Linked DNA regions of Homo sapiens: region 1 is linked to region 2. Evidence: chromatin contacts called from ENCODE Hi-C or POLR2A ChIA-PET data. All regions are on one chromosome and are shown on one strand. Each heading gives the region's core, a stretch centred on a gene start or an enhancer-like site at or near the end of the contact. The rest is flanking DNA. Distances are from core to core; before and after follow the strand shown.

Region 1 (6,383 bases), core at 201-2,700, 54 kb before region 2:
CAATAGGATGGGACTTTGGGTCCAGTCAAAATAGGGTTTGGATCTCAGCACTGCTATTTAATGTTGGATATTAGCCACCTCTGCATCATTTTGAACAATATTAACTAACATGTTTAGAATCACAATTAAGGAGCAGAAATTACCCGCAAGGAATTTCCAAAACTCAAAAAGAGAATATGTTCAGACCAATGTTTTTCCGATATATAAGGAAATGTCCGCAAAATATCACATTCAGCTTTTAATTTTTGTTTTTGTGGTTTTTAGTCAGATCTTTATACTTTCAAAATTGTGTTTTGGATTAAAATATTTTCTTTTTTTTTTCTTTGTTAAAAACAAAAGGGAGGGAAATGCTTATTTTTTTTGAGAAAATGGAAAAATAACAAATTAACAAAGTTGCTACAGTCAACTCAGCAGAGTATAACTTTATATATCTATAGCCTAGTAAATGACAATTTTGGTTTCTTGGAATCACATTAGAATATGGGAAAAGAAATAGAAATCAAGAGCATGGTTAGAGCCAGAATAAAACAAAAGTCAGAAGGCAAAGTGCTAGACTGAGATGGGGTGGAAACTAAGCAGACAGATGTAGCAGAACCATATTTAGAAATGAGAGGAAAATATCATCTCTCACTTATCCCTTCAATGAGTTTATAATCTAGGACGAGATGACAAATACGTTCTCTCATGTGTAAACTCCATCTGATTGATGGTAGCTGTCTAAAGTGTTGTGCTGAAAGGGATGCTAAGGCTCTTTTTAGGCTCTGAAAGTATTACGAAGATTCTTATTGTCTAACCTGGTCTTAAAATAGGGAATAGAACACGTATGTGATGCATTTGCTATCTCTTGGCCAGGCAGACAGAGGAAGTGGGACTAACAATCACCAGCACTTGCTTTGCATCAGGTGCTTCAGACACAATTGCTTAAATCCTCATAAATACAAAGAGGTAAAAATTACCATCTACATTTTACAGATGAGGAAAATCCTTCTCTGAGAAAATAACTGGTTACTATTTGGAGAAAGAGAAAAACAAACAATGACTTTGCAATGGAGGGAAGGGAAGGCAGTGAGTGTGTAGACGACTATTCATACATATGAAAAGTGTGAGTCAGCTATTGCCATTCAGGAAGAGCCAATGTACACAGATGTCTTCCTATCCCAGTTTTCAACATTTCTTATATTTAAGTTTCACAAATATTTTGCAGTCTAAATTGTCTCATTCTTCAAGATTTGCCATTATACTAATTATAACTTCTTTATAAATGATAAATTACGTTTCCCTTTGAAAATTATTTTAGAGTTTGAAAAGGACTTTATTCAAACTCTCTGATTACTACTCTTAGACCACAAAGAGATTTTATGACAATAGAAAAGAAAACATGCTAGCCCGAGAGTACAGACCTCATTAACAGTCTCAGCTTTATCAGTAACTTACCTGTATCTTGGATTAGTCACTCTCCCCGTCTAGGCCTTAGTTTTTCCCATAGGGGATTGGACCATGCCCTCTAAGGTCTATGTGGACTCCCAAAGCCTGTGATTTCTGTTAAGTTCAAAATGCAATTCTTACTAGAAAAAGTCAGAGAGGCTATACTATGAATAATTAATAATGCTGGTTGAAAACGAATAATAATTTTTTGGTTCCTTTTTTCAAATCATGTAAGACATTTTAAGACACAGAACATCTATTAGCTGAAAGCCCCTTGCTGGGCCTGAAGAGCCAAGGAGAGTCATTCATTCACTCAGTGTGTGTGCACTGAGCACTGGTTATGAATAAGGTGCTGTGTAAATGTGAAGGAAATTTAAAGTAAAAATGGGAAGGAAATTTAGAGTAAATTTATGTACTCTAAACTAATGACTCTAAACTAATTTACTCTAAACTAATGACTAATAAATGTATTTAAGTAACTAAAACATAAATAAATAAATAAAAAGAAACATAAGAGTCATACAGATAAATTGGTATGAAAGGTAGGAGAAAGGGTATATTACCTCTTGTGGAACTATGGAAGGGGTCAAGAAGTCTCCATAGCTAGAGCCCTGTGAGGTGGGCTTCAAAAATAAGTAAGTCTTGGCCAAATAGGGAAGAGTGTGAAGAGGAAGGTGATACAGGCAGATGGTTCACCGTAAGCCAAGCAAGGAGGTGGGAGAATGCAGTACATAAATGGAGAAGAGAAAAAAAGTCCATTTTGGCTGGGTTGAGGGCAGCAATGGTAAATGACAGTGGAAACTAGTATAGTCATCAGTGCCAAGCACAGGAATTAAAGACTTTACTTTCTAAGTTCAGTCTTTTTGAGCAGGAGAGTAAAAACCTTAGCCATCTACCAGATTAATCTGGCAGTAGGATGTAAGATGAATGCAGCTGAGAAGATCCCAAGTATGGAGAGGTCAGTGAGGAATGACTTCAAAGTCTAACCAAGAACTAACAAGTAGCTGAAGCATCATTGCAGTGAGAATGGAGAAAAAGGGGCAGATCGAAAAACTAATAATAATCACAATAAGAGCTAACATCTATTGGTGTTTACTATGTACCCTGCACTGTTCTGAGCCTAAGTCATTAGCTTATTTAATCTTCACGACATTCCTATAAAGTAAGTTTTATCATTTCAGTTTTACAGTTGCAAAATCTGAGAAACTGATTAAAAATCACCTGAGGTCACCCATTTAGTGGCTCATCTCTGGGTCTAGAGTCTTATTGCTTAATCATTCTATAATACTGCTCTCCTGCAGAAATAAGATTGACATAACTTGGCCACTGGTTAATAATCCTCTCAGGGAGTCACTGGTTGTATATGTAATAAAAAATAATAAGTTGATAAATAAAATATGTAACAAGTAAAATAAATATGCCCAGCTTACCTACAGCATTTGCTCAACTCTTTAGAAATGCGTTACCAAATGAACAAGTCCACCAATCAAATAGCCATTCCTCTCAGCCCCACCTGCCATTGATTGTGCTGTTGCTCCCCAGGTGAAATATGTGAGAAATTCTTTTTTTAATTTAATAAGGGAAAAGAGTTTCTACCTCATCCCCATCGTGTGATGGCTAATTTTATCCTTTGTGTGGCTTTATGCCAGGTAAGCCGAGGACACGGACTCAGTAGCAAACCCCTCCCACGTTTCTCTCAACCAGTCCCTTGACTATGTCAGCAACAGAGACACAGTCCTCTCCAGTTTTCGACCACAAGACCCAACTTGAGTTGAACCAGTGATTAGGAACAATGTGTCCTCAGTGAAGAACACATTGAAAGTGCCTATTTTGAAGGAATGATGCTCTACATCTACAATTCTAATTTTCCTTAATTCTCAGAGGTAACCATGATAGTTGTGAGAATAGGCAATGCCCACCAAGTGACAACCTATCTGCAGTCCATATTTATGCTGCTACCACATCATTTTCTCTTTCATTTATTTCATTGCTTTTTGTTTACTTGGCTGTCAGTAACGATGCCTAGGAATACAATAACATAAGCAACAGGAAATTCTGGGGAAAGGAAAAATGTCAGTGACTAAAAGTCAAAGATATTAATATCTAGAAACTGAAACAAAATGCCAGTTATTTCTCTATTTTTAAAGAATAGGCCTTTGTTGGGCACCTTAGATTCAATGCTCCTGTTCTGAGTTGCTCTCTTGCATCTGCATTCCAGCTGGTGGAATTCAATGCAGGAAAGGGCACAGTTGCCATTTGATAAAACACATTTAATTCCCAGCAGGAAAAATTAACTGTCTTCACAATACTGCTCTTGATGTAAATATATTGTTTTTTGAATTCCAAACACCTACTAATTTGCTTTAAATTGCCCTAATAATAATCATTGCTTAAAGTTACAGCAGTGAAACAGCTTCTGCTTTTTGCAAACCTAATTTTGACAGCAGGTGCCTTTTATGTCCTTGTAATTTTTCCTATAAAGATCATTATCCCTTAATTGTAAATTGCAGCTGCTTTGAGGGTATTTTGGTTCATGATGATGGTTTGATTGATTATTGAAGTTCCAATCCCACTGTGCTAAAGAGTCTAGTCTGTTGGGATTTCCAAAAAGCAGCATCAAAATCTTCAATGTCAACTCACATTAGTTCACTCTGTCACAAAACTGTCAGCCATGAGGTGACATTGTTTATAAAACACAAAGATGATTATCTTTTCCTTTTTTGTCAAAAAAATTTAAAAAAACAAAACATTTGTATGTGGCTTCAAATGATATGTTTCCTTAGCTTCTTACTCAAAACCAGATATGCTTTTGGAGTAAACTAGTTTAGACAAAGTGTTTTGTTTGAAGGATATTATTATATTTAAAGAGGAACAGGATTTATCTAGATTTTAAGGAAAAAAAATATGAAGATGGTAATATATTCAAGACTTTTCATGTTTTAAAAAGTAATAATACATAACCTCTTAGAAACTCAGTTTTGCTATGTTCTCTAAACTGTGTGATAAACATAAAAGGGAACAGATGTGTTAATTATTCTTGAAGCTCATCCAATTTTTACGTCGAAGACTCTGTAGCTACATGTCTATCTACATTTGTTTTTCATCAGAGACAGGGATGTTGAGTATGTTGATCTCAGAGACATTCTATCCTCTTTGGGAGTCTACCCCAACAGAGGATAAACATATAAAATTGCCTCCTGTCCCAGTCCCATTCCTTTTCCAACTTCTTAAAGAGATTTAGCTGTGTGACCTTTGGCAAATCCCTCAACTTCTCCATGCCTCAACTGCCTCATCTATGAAATTGTGCTAACAGTATAACCTGATTTTGTGCAGACCAAATGATATAACCTACTTTACATTCTTAGAATAGTCACTATCACACTTTAAGCACTCAAATAATACGGATTATTTTATGTTCATTATTAAATAACTGCATATCCTTATTGAGCACACTCTCGGGACAGGCACTCTACGGGGTGGAAGAATGAAATATGATCTCTATCCTCTAAGGGTGAGATCAGAAAGCTGCAGCCAACTGCAGCATGTTTTTGCTTGGTCCCTAAGCTAAGAAGGAATTTTATATTTTAAAAGGTTTTTTTAAATTAAAAAAAAATGAAGAAGAAGAAGAATATGCAACAAATACATGTAGTGGCCCTCAGAATCTAAAATATTTGCTGTCTGGTACTTTACAGAATACATTTTCCAAGTTTTGGCTCTGTAGGGAGCAGAAATGTCCTGGTGAAGTAACTAGGAGAAGGCTACAATCTTTCCAGGGGCAATAGGGGGAAGAGAATAGGAGAGGGGAGGGAAGAAGTCACATAAGGTTTTAAGAAGAGGTTATATTTGAAGTAGGACTTGTGGACTTGTAAAGTAGGTCAGATTTCATCAACATGAGAGGGAAACTAGTATAGATAAAGAAAAAACAAATCATAAAAACAATAGAGTGGTATATTTTAGGAATTCTGGCTAATTGAGTATGACTTGATTATAGGTGCCTATGTGTGTAGGAGGTAGTGTGGGTGGGAAAGGGGAGAATTAATGGTCAAAAATTAGGGTGGAAAGAGCCATAACATAAAGGGCCTTAGATGCTCTACTAAAGATTAGAACTTTGGTTTGAAGGTAAAGAGTTATCACCAAAATTTTTTAAGCAGGACAATGACAAAATCAAAACAGATTCAGAGCAATAATTCAAGCCACAGTACACAAAATAAATTATGAAGAAACTTTGGGTCAAGATTGAATAACAGGAACCAGATTTAACATTCTGCCTGAAACAACAAAAAAAAAACCCTAGATAAAAAATATAAAACAAGTTTTTCAGAAATTGACAATAGGCATTGCCAGACAGTGACTCCTGAGAGAGGAGAACAAAATGAACTGAGCCCTACTGCCCAGATTCCCATATGGAGAGAAGTTCCAGGCTTTAGCATAAGAGAAGGAAGATATAACCCACAATGAAGGGAAAAAATATCAACAGAAACAGACTCAGAGATGATAACTGTAACAGAATTGGTTGACAAGTATATTAAAAGTGGTAGCTATATTCCAAATATCCAAATACTGAAGTAGAAGAATGCTTGAGCATGCTAAATATAGATATAAAAGTTTTTTAAGTACCTAAACTAAACCTCTAGAGCCATGAAAACAAAAAAAAATAATGCTGGAGATGGAGAATAAACTAGATAGGAGTAACAGAAGGTTAGACACTATTGAAAAATTATCAGTGAACCTGAAAACATAGTATAAATATAGTGACCCCCCCCCCTCCACCATTGAAATGACTATAGTGAGCTGTGGGAGAACTTCAGCCTTCCTGATATGCATGCATTGGAGTCACTGAAGAAAAGAAAGGGAGAATGGACAGAAAAAGTATTTGAAAAAATACTGGACAAAATTTTTCAAAGTGGATATAAACTATAAACCCACAGAATCAGAGTTAAATGGACCCAAGCATAAGA
Region 2 (6,569 bases), core at 1,209-3,708:
AGTTGTCACAAGTCATTTCTGCCTTCAATACCCAGTAGTCTGAGAACCCATTCTGCAGAACTTCAAGAAATCAAGTGCAGTCTTTTGAAAAGTTTATCCCTTCAATCTCTCTGGAGATACTTACACATTACACAAATCAGTCCTGGCTGTCACTTGCCACCTCAATGAGCCATCTTGTTCTCAGTGACTCTTCCCTTCCAGTGGGTCAATTCTTGCCAACCCACAACAGCTGTCCAGACTGTTATCTTTTTCCCTGAATTACTTCTTCCTAAGCATTAGCAATCTCAAAAATGACTGAGCCCAGGATATGATGTCTAACAATAGATAATTCAGGGGATACCATACCCAAGGGAATAACCATGTAGAATAAAAACCTTAAACAGAACATTTCCCACCAAAGGATCCACAAACCAGGCCATTCCATAGAAGGTGTGATCAGCTTATGCCTCAGTCTTCTCAGGCCACCCAACTGTTGTGGGTGATGGAAGGGAGATCTTACTTTACTCTGGTTGAACTTCAGGGAGCCCAGGACCCCTGAGCATCTCCGTTAGAACACAGCTTCCTCTTTGCCCTTGGTCACTGGTTGGCCTTCTGGTCATCGTCTCTCAGAGATGCCATTCTGACTTCAAGAAGGGTGACTTCCATATTATCAAGCACAGCTTCCTGACTTCCCATGGTCCAGAATCTGATTTTGGCTTTTTCTCACATGCACTGATTTACAGACTTGATTAGTCAACTTAAACCTCCAGCTAAACAGAAACTGCCAGCAGCATACAAAGAGCAGCTATCTTCCCTGGCCCCTGCTTTATTCTGATGGAGGTTTCAGAAGTATGGGGGTTCAATAAGGCCTGGATTAAAACCACTGGAGAGCACTGAGAATATTACAGTGTCCCTAGATCATGTGGGATTCAAAATTAAAACAGTTTTAAAGAATAAGTATAAAGTAATCCAACTAAATTATCGTTTTTATCATGATGATGATTTTGGTGTTTTCTCAAACAAATTTTTAATTCAAATACTTTCTCAAAATGCTGTCATTTTTTTTGACATCTTTGTTTGCTGGTGCCCCAAGCTCACACAGCTTGAGGGGAACCCCAGCTCTGGGTCCAGTGTCAGAGCCCCCAGTTATACATGAGTAGATTAGTCCAAGAGCCTTGCTAACATTATAGCTGCTTCTGCTTAGAAATCCACCGACCTTCCCATAGTTAAAGAACAATGTCTGCTCCCCAATGTCTTCCTACTAGAGTATTTCTGAGAACAATGGGATTTTTGCACTCAGCAAACAAGGTTGAGCTGCCCTCTAGATTATTTAGAACCAAAAGTAGCCTCTTCCTTTTTTTGTCCTCCATTTGCCCTTGAGCTTAAACCCCGAAGCTCACAGGAAACTTCATATGGCTCATTTATTCAACAAATGTTTGTTGAGCATCTATAGTGCATTGAATAGTGTTTACCTCAAACCTCAGAATATGACCTGATTGGATAGAGGGTCTTTACAAATGTAATTATTAAGTTAAGATGAAGTCATACTGGAGTAGGGTAGATTCTAAATCCAATGACTGATGTCATTATAAGAAAAGGAGATGACACACAGAGATACATACAGGGAATAAGCCACATGATGGTGGAGGCAGAGATTGGAGTGATACAGCTACAGGCCAAGGATTTAACCCCATGGATTGGCAGCAACCACCAGAGACTAGAAGGGAGGCCTGGAACAGATTGTGCCTCGGAGTCTCCAGAAGGAACCAACCCTGCCAGCACCTTGATTTTGGACTTCTGGCCTCCTGAACTGCAAGAGAGCAAATCTCTGTTGTTTCCGGCCACCTAGTTTTTAGTAATTTGTTATGGCAGCCACAGAAAACTAATACAGCTCCTAGTATTTTCTAGTCACCATACCAAGCATTAAGTATAGCAACAGCACGAAACGTAAGGTCTCTATTCTCATGTAGCTTCAATTTTCTAGAGGAGAAGACAAACAATAAGTAAGTAACCAAATAAATCAATATGATTACTTCAGATTGTGATCAATTCTATGAAAAAGAAAAACAGAGTTATGTGATAAAGAGTGATCAGGGTAGAATCCAGGGCAATATCAACTTTTAGGATGAGATATTTCTGGGACATTCACACGGAAAGTATTAGATAGCTGGCCTTTCCTCCCTTCTCTTCCTGACCTCAATGCCAGGAGCTCCTTGGCAGCTCTGCTTCTAACATAACACATTATTTTGATCCACAAAAGTTTTTCTTCCTTCACATGTCCTCCAGCTTGAACATGTATCAAAACCGACAAGAATTGTGTTTTTCCCCCATCCAGCTTGTACATAATGGATGTCAGTATATTTCCTCACCATACTCAGAGAGCAGACCCAATTTGACTTAATTACAGCCAGGGCTCTGTAAACAGCCGCTCGTTACTGCCGAGCCCTGCGGTTTATGAAGAGAACACCACAAATGACAGGAAGCTGCAGGGGGAAAAATAGTCCGAGCTGCCTTTGGCATGTTCATTTTTGAATACAGATACTTCCATTCATCGATGAGGACATTTATGAAACCTGGGCTGTCAAGAAGATATTCTAGAAAGGAGCAACAGAGGCCCGTCACGGCCGGAGCGCTGTGCTGAAGAGGCCATCTGTGAGCAGAAGGCTGACACCCAGAATGCAAGGTGCTCCATGGGGAACACAAGCCGCGATACCCATCGAGGCAACCTAAATGAGAATTTCAGGACCATGCTGACCCCTGCTACCTATCCTGATGTTCAGAAATCAGTGCAGACCCAAAAGCAAATTAATTTAGTCAGAATTTCACTTCTTCAGGGAAAAATTTCCACCCACCGGTGCACAGTTTCATACGATGAAGGAAGTCATGCCACCATCTGGCAGACTGAAAACCGCAGAATGATTCGGGCAAAGTGTTGGGAAGGAAAGCAGGTCCCTCCCTCCATTGTCCTCAGCAGACACGGGAGCCCTGAGCTGGACTCCAGACACACAAAATAAGGAGCACAACACAGGGGGTACCCAGAGAGTCACTGGAAAGAACTGTGTTTTAAAATATTGCCCCAGAAATGTGAAGGTAGGGCCCTTGTTAAAATGCAGATTTGAGTTCACTAGATCTGGGACAAGGCCTAGAATTCTGCGTCTCAAGCTCCCAGTGATACCAGCGCCACAGGTTCTCCAGAACCTAGAGAACTGGCCATGGTGTGAGGAGGGGCTGTGGGGAAGGAGTCCAGCTGGGAGGCTTTCACCTAGGAGTCCAGGTGACAAGGATGCTACATTCTGCAGCGGTGTGGAATAGGATCAGCTTTGTTACATGTGAGATGTTGGTTATCATCAACAAGAATCAATATTATGAATTTAATTGCATATAGCAAATCTAGGTGTTGAAATAAGCCTGTTTCAAAAATAAAGTATTTTTTTAAGATGATAAATCAGTATATCTCAAATAGACATGCATTTCATAATCATCTAGGGGGGAGTTAGCAATGAGAATGCCTGGGTCCCAGCCCAAAGCAATTAAATCAGTTCTCTTGGTCTAGTGTGTGTAAGGGGCTGGGCAGAAGGAAAGAGAAGGAGCATGCAGCCCTGAAGAAAGGAAAGAGAAAAATAAAAAATAAATAAAAGAAAAAGAGGAACTGGATGGAGAGAAGAATTAAATTCACAACTTCTTTCTTAAGTAAATTTTTTTGAGTATATTTGAGGTTTATAACATGATGTTGTGGGATACATACAGATAATAGTTACTATAGTGACACAAATTAACTTATCTGACATCTCACATTGTTACTTTTTCATGACAAGAGCAGCTAAAATTTACTTAACAAAAATTCCTAATACAGTACAGTTTTAGTAACTATAGTCTTCACCTTGCACGTTAGTGCAATGTGCACATGGATAAAGGACCTATGTGTTGTCAATTAATGATGATAAGCACCTTTTCATATACCTGTTGGCCATTTTTATGTCTTCTTTGGAGAAATGTTTATTCAGATCCTTTGCTCATTTAAAAAAGTTCTGCTATTGAGTTGTAAGGGTTCTTTATACATTTTAGATATTAATCCCTTATCAGATATGTGGCTTGCAAGTATATTATCCTAGTCCATAGGTTGCCTTTTCATTTTGTTGATTGTTTCCTTTGTTGTATAGAAGTTTTTTAGTTTCAGGTAGTTACATCCATTTGTTTTTGCTTTTGTAGCTTGAGAGTTTGGTATAATATCAAAAAAACTCATGGCTAAGGTCAATGTCATAGAGCATTTCCCCTATGTTCTCATCTAGGAGTTTTATAGTTTCAAGTATTACATATAGGTTCTTTACCCATTTTGAGTTGCTTTTTGTGCATGTTGTAAGATAAGGATCCAATTTCATTCTTTTACATGTAGGAAAATCCAGTTTTCCCAGCACCATTTATTGAAAAGAAAATTCTTTCCCCACTGTGTCCTTTTGGTGCCCTTGTCCAAAATGAGTTGACTGTGTATGTTTGGATTTATTTCTGAACTATTATATTCTCTTGATCTATGTTATGTTTATATGCCCATGCCATACTCTTCTGATTACTGTACTTTTATAATATAATTTTAAATCAGGAAGGAAGTGTGATGCCTCCAACTTTTTTATCCGTATTACTTTGGCTACTCAAGGTTTTTTGTGATTGCATGTACATTTTAAGATTTCTTTTCTATTTCTGTGAAGATTGCCATTGGAATTTTGATAAGGGTTGTGGTAAATTTGTATATTACTTTGGATAGTAGGGATATTTTAACAATATTAATTCTTTCAATACATGAACACAGATATCTTTCCATTTATTTGTGACTCTCAATTTTTTCAGCAATGTTTTAGAGTTTTCAGTGCACAAATTATTCACCTATGTGATTAAAATTTTCCTAAGTATTTTTTATGCTATTTTAAATTGGATTATTTTCTTGATTTCTTTTTCAGCTAGGTCACTATTTGTATATAGAAAAGCTACCAATATTTGTATGTTGATTTTGTATCCTGCAAGTTCACTGATTTCACTTATTAGTTTTAATAATTTTTCTGTGTTATCTTCAAGGTTTTCTACATAGAGGATTATGTCATCTGCAAATAATTTCACTTCTTCCTTTCTGATTTGGATACTTTTATTGATTTTTATTGTCTGATTGCTTTTGTACTTCCAGTACCATATTGAATAGAAGTGGCAAGAGTGGGCATTCCTGCTTTGTGCCAGATCTTAGTGGAAAAGCTTTCAGTTGTTCCCTGTTCATTGAAATTTTAACTGTGGGTTTTTTTTAATGGCCTTTATTATGTTGAGGAACTTTCCTTCTATGCCTAAACCATAAAGAAAGGCAAATGCTTTTTTCATGCCAATTGAGATGATCATGTGGTTTTTATCTTTCATTCTGTTAATGTGATGTATCACATTGATTTATTTGCATATGTTAAGCCAGCTTTAATTGCCAGTGATAAATCCCAGTTGGTCATTATGCATAATTGTTTTGATGTGCTATTGAATTCAGTTTGCTAATATTCTACCGAAGATTTCTACATCAATGTTCATCAGAAAAATTCATCTGCAGTTTTATTTTCTCACAGTGTCTTTCTTAGTTTGGCTTAGGTACCAAGGTGATGCTGACTTCATAAAATGTATTTGGAAGTATTCCTTTTAGCTCTATTTTTTCAGAAAAATTTAAGAAGTATTGGTAATTTTTCTCTGAATGTTTGGTAGAATTCAGCCGCAAAGCCATCTGGTCTTATGCTATTCTTTGTTGGAAGGTTTTTAATTACATCTTCAGTATCTTCATTTGCTATTGGTCTGTTTAAGCTTTCTATTTCTTCCTGATTCAATCTTGGTAGGTAATATTTTTCTAGGAATTTATCCATTTCTTCAGGGTTATCCAATTTGTTGGCATGTCATTGTTCAGAATAGTCCCTTAGGATCCTTTTCATTTCTGAGGCATGTGTTGTAATATCTCCACTTTCATTTCTGATTTTATTTGAGACTATTCTCTTTTTTCTTAGTCTATTAGCCTAGCTAGGGGTTTTGTTTTGTTAATTTTGTTTATTTTATCAAGAACCAATTCTTGATTTTATTCATTCTTTCTATGGTATTTCTATCCTCTATTTTATTTATTTCTGTTCTGATCTTTATTATTTCCTTCCTTCTGCTAACTTTGAATTTAGTATGCTATTTTTCTCTTTCCTTGAGGTGTAATCTTAGGCTATTTATTTAGGAATCTTTCTTCTTTTTTAATGTAGGCATTTGTTGCTATAAACTTCCCTCTTCAAACTACTTTTGCTGCATCTCATAGGTTTTGATATGTTCTGTTTTCATTGTCGTTTGTCTCAAGATACTCTTTATTTCCTTTTTGATTTCTTCTTTGACTCATTGGTTGTTCACGAGCATATGGTTTAAGTTCCACTTATTTTTTTAATGTTCCAAGATTCTTCCTGTTATTGATTTCTAGTTTCATATTGTTGTAGTCAGAAGCATTACTAGATATGATTTCAGTCCTCTTGAATTTGCTGAGACTTGTTTTGTGGTCTAATAAATGGTCTATCCTGGAGAGTGTTTCATGTGCACAAGAGAATAATGTA

The links. A loop is a pair of places that touch in the nucleus more often than their neighbours do. ChIA-PET counts read pairs that join two places held with the same protein, here RNA polymerase II (POLR2A). Pooled maps may share reads with other maps.
Region 1: a loop to region 2 is called in a map of heart left ventricle, with 1.9 times the contacts of the local background. The contact joins two enhancer-like sites. A Hi-C loop is called at or near these places in 1 of 168 maps with a recorded cell type or tissue (heart left ventricle) and 1 of 50 pooled maps. POLR2A ChIA-PET finds 5 or more read pairs at or near these places in 1 of 52 experiments (activated CD4-positive, alpha-beta T cell).

Annotation. Positions count from the first base shown.
Region 1 is chr5:67,399,503-67,405,885 of GRCh38, reverse strand. No RefSeq gene overlaps it. Among named protein-coding and RNA genes, the nearest start is that of TILRLS, 130 kb to the right of the region's middle. Within about 2 kb of position 1,450, at least 3 of the 41 ENCODE cell types and tissues checked have a DNase peak (open chromatin) inside an H3K27ac peak, as active enhancers do.
Region 2 is chr5:67,346,725-67,353,293 of GRCh38, reverse strand. No RefSeq gene overlaps it. Among named protein-coding and RNA genes, the nearest start is that of TILRLS, 82 kb to the right of the region's middle. Within about 2 kb of position 2,458, at least 3 of the 41 ENCODE cell types and tissues checked have a DNase peak (open chromatin) inside an H3K27ac peak, as active enhancers do.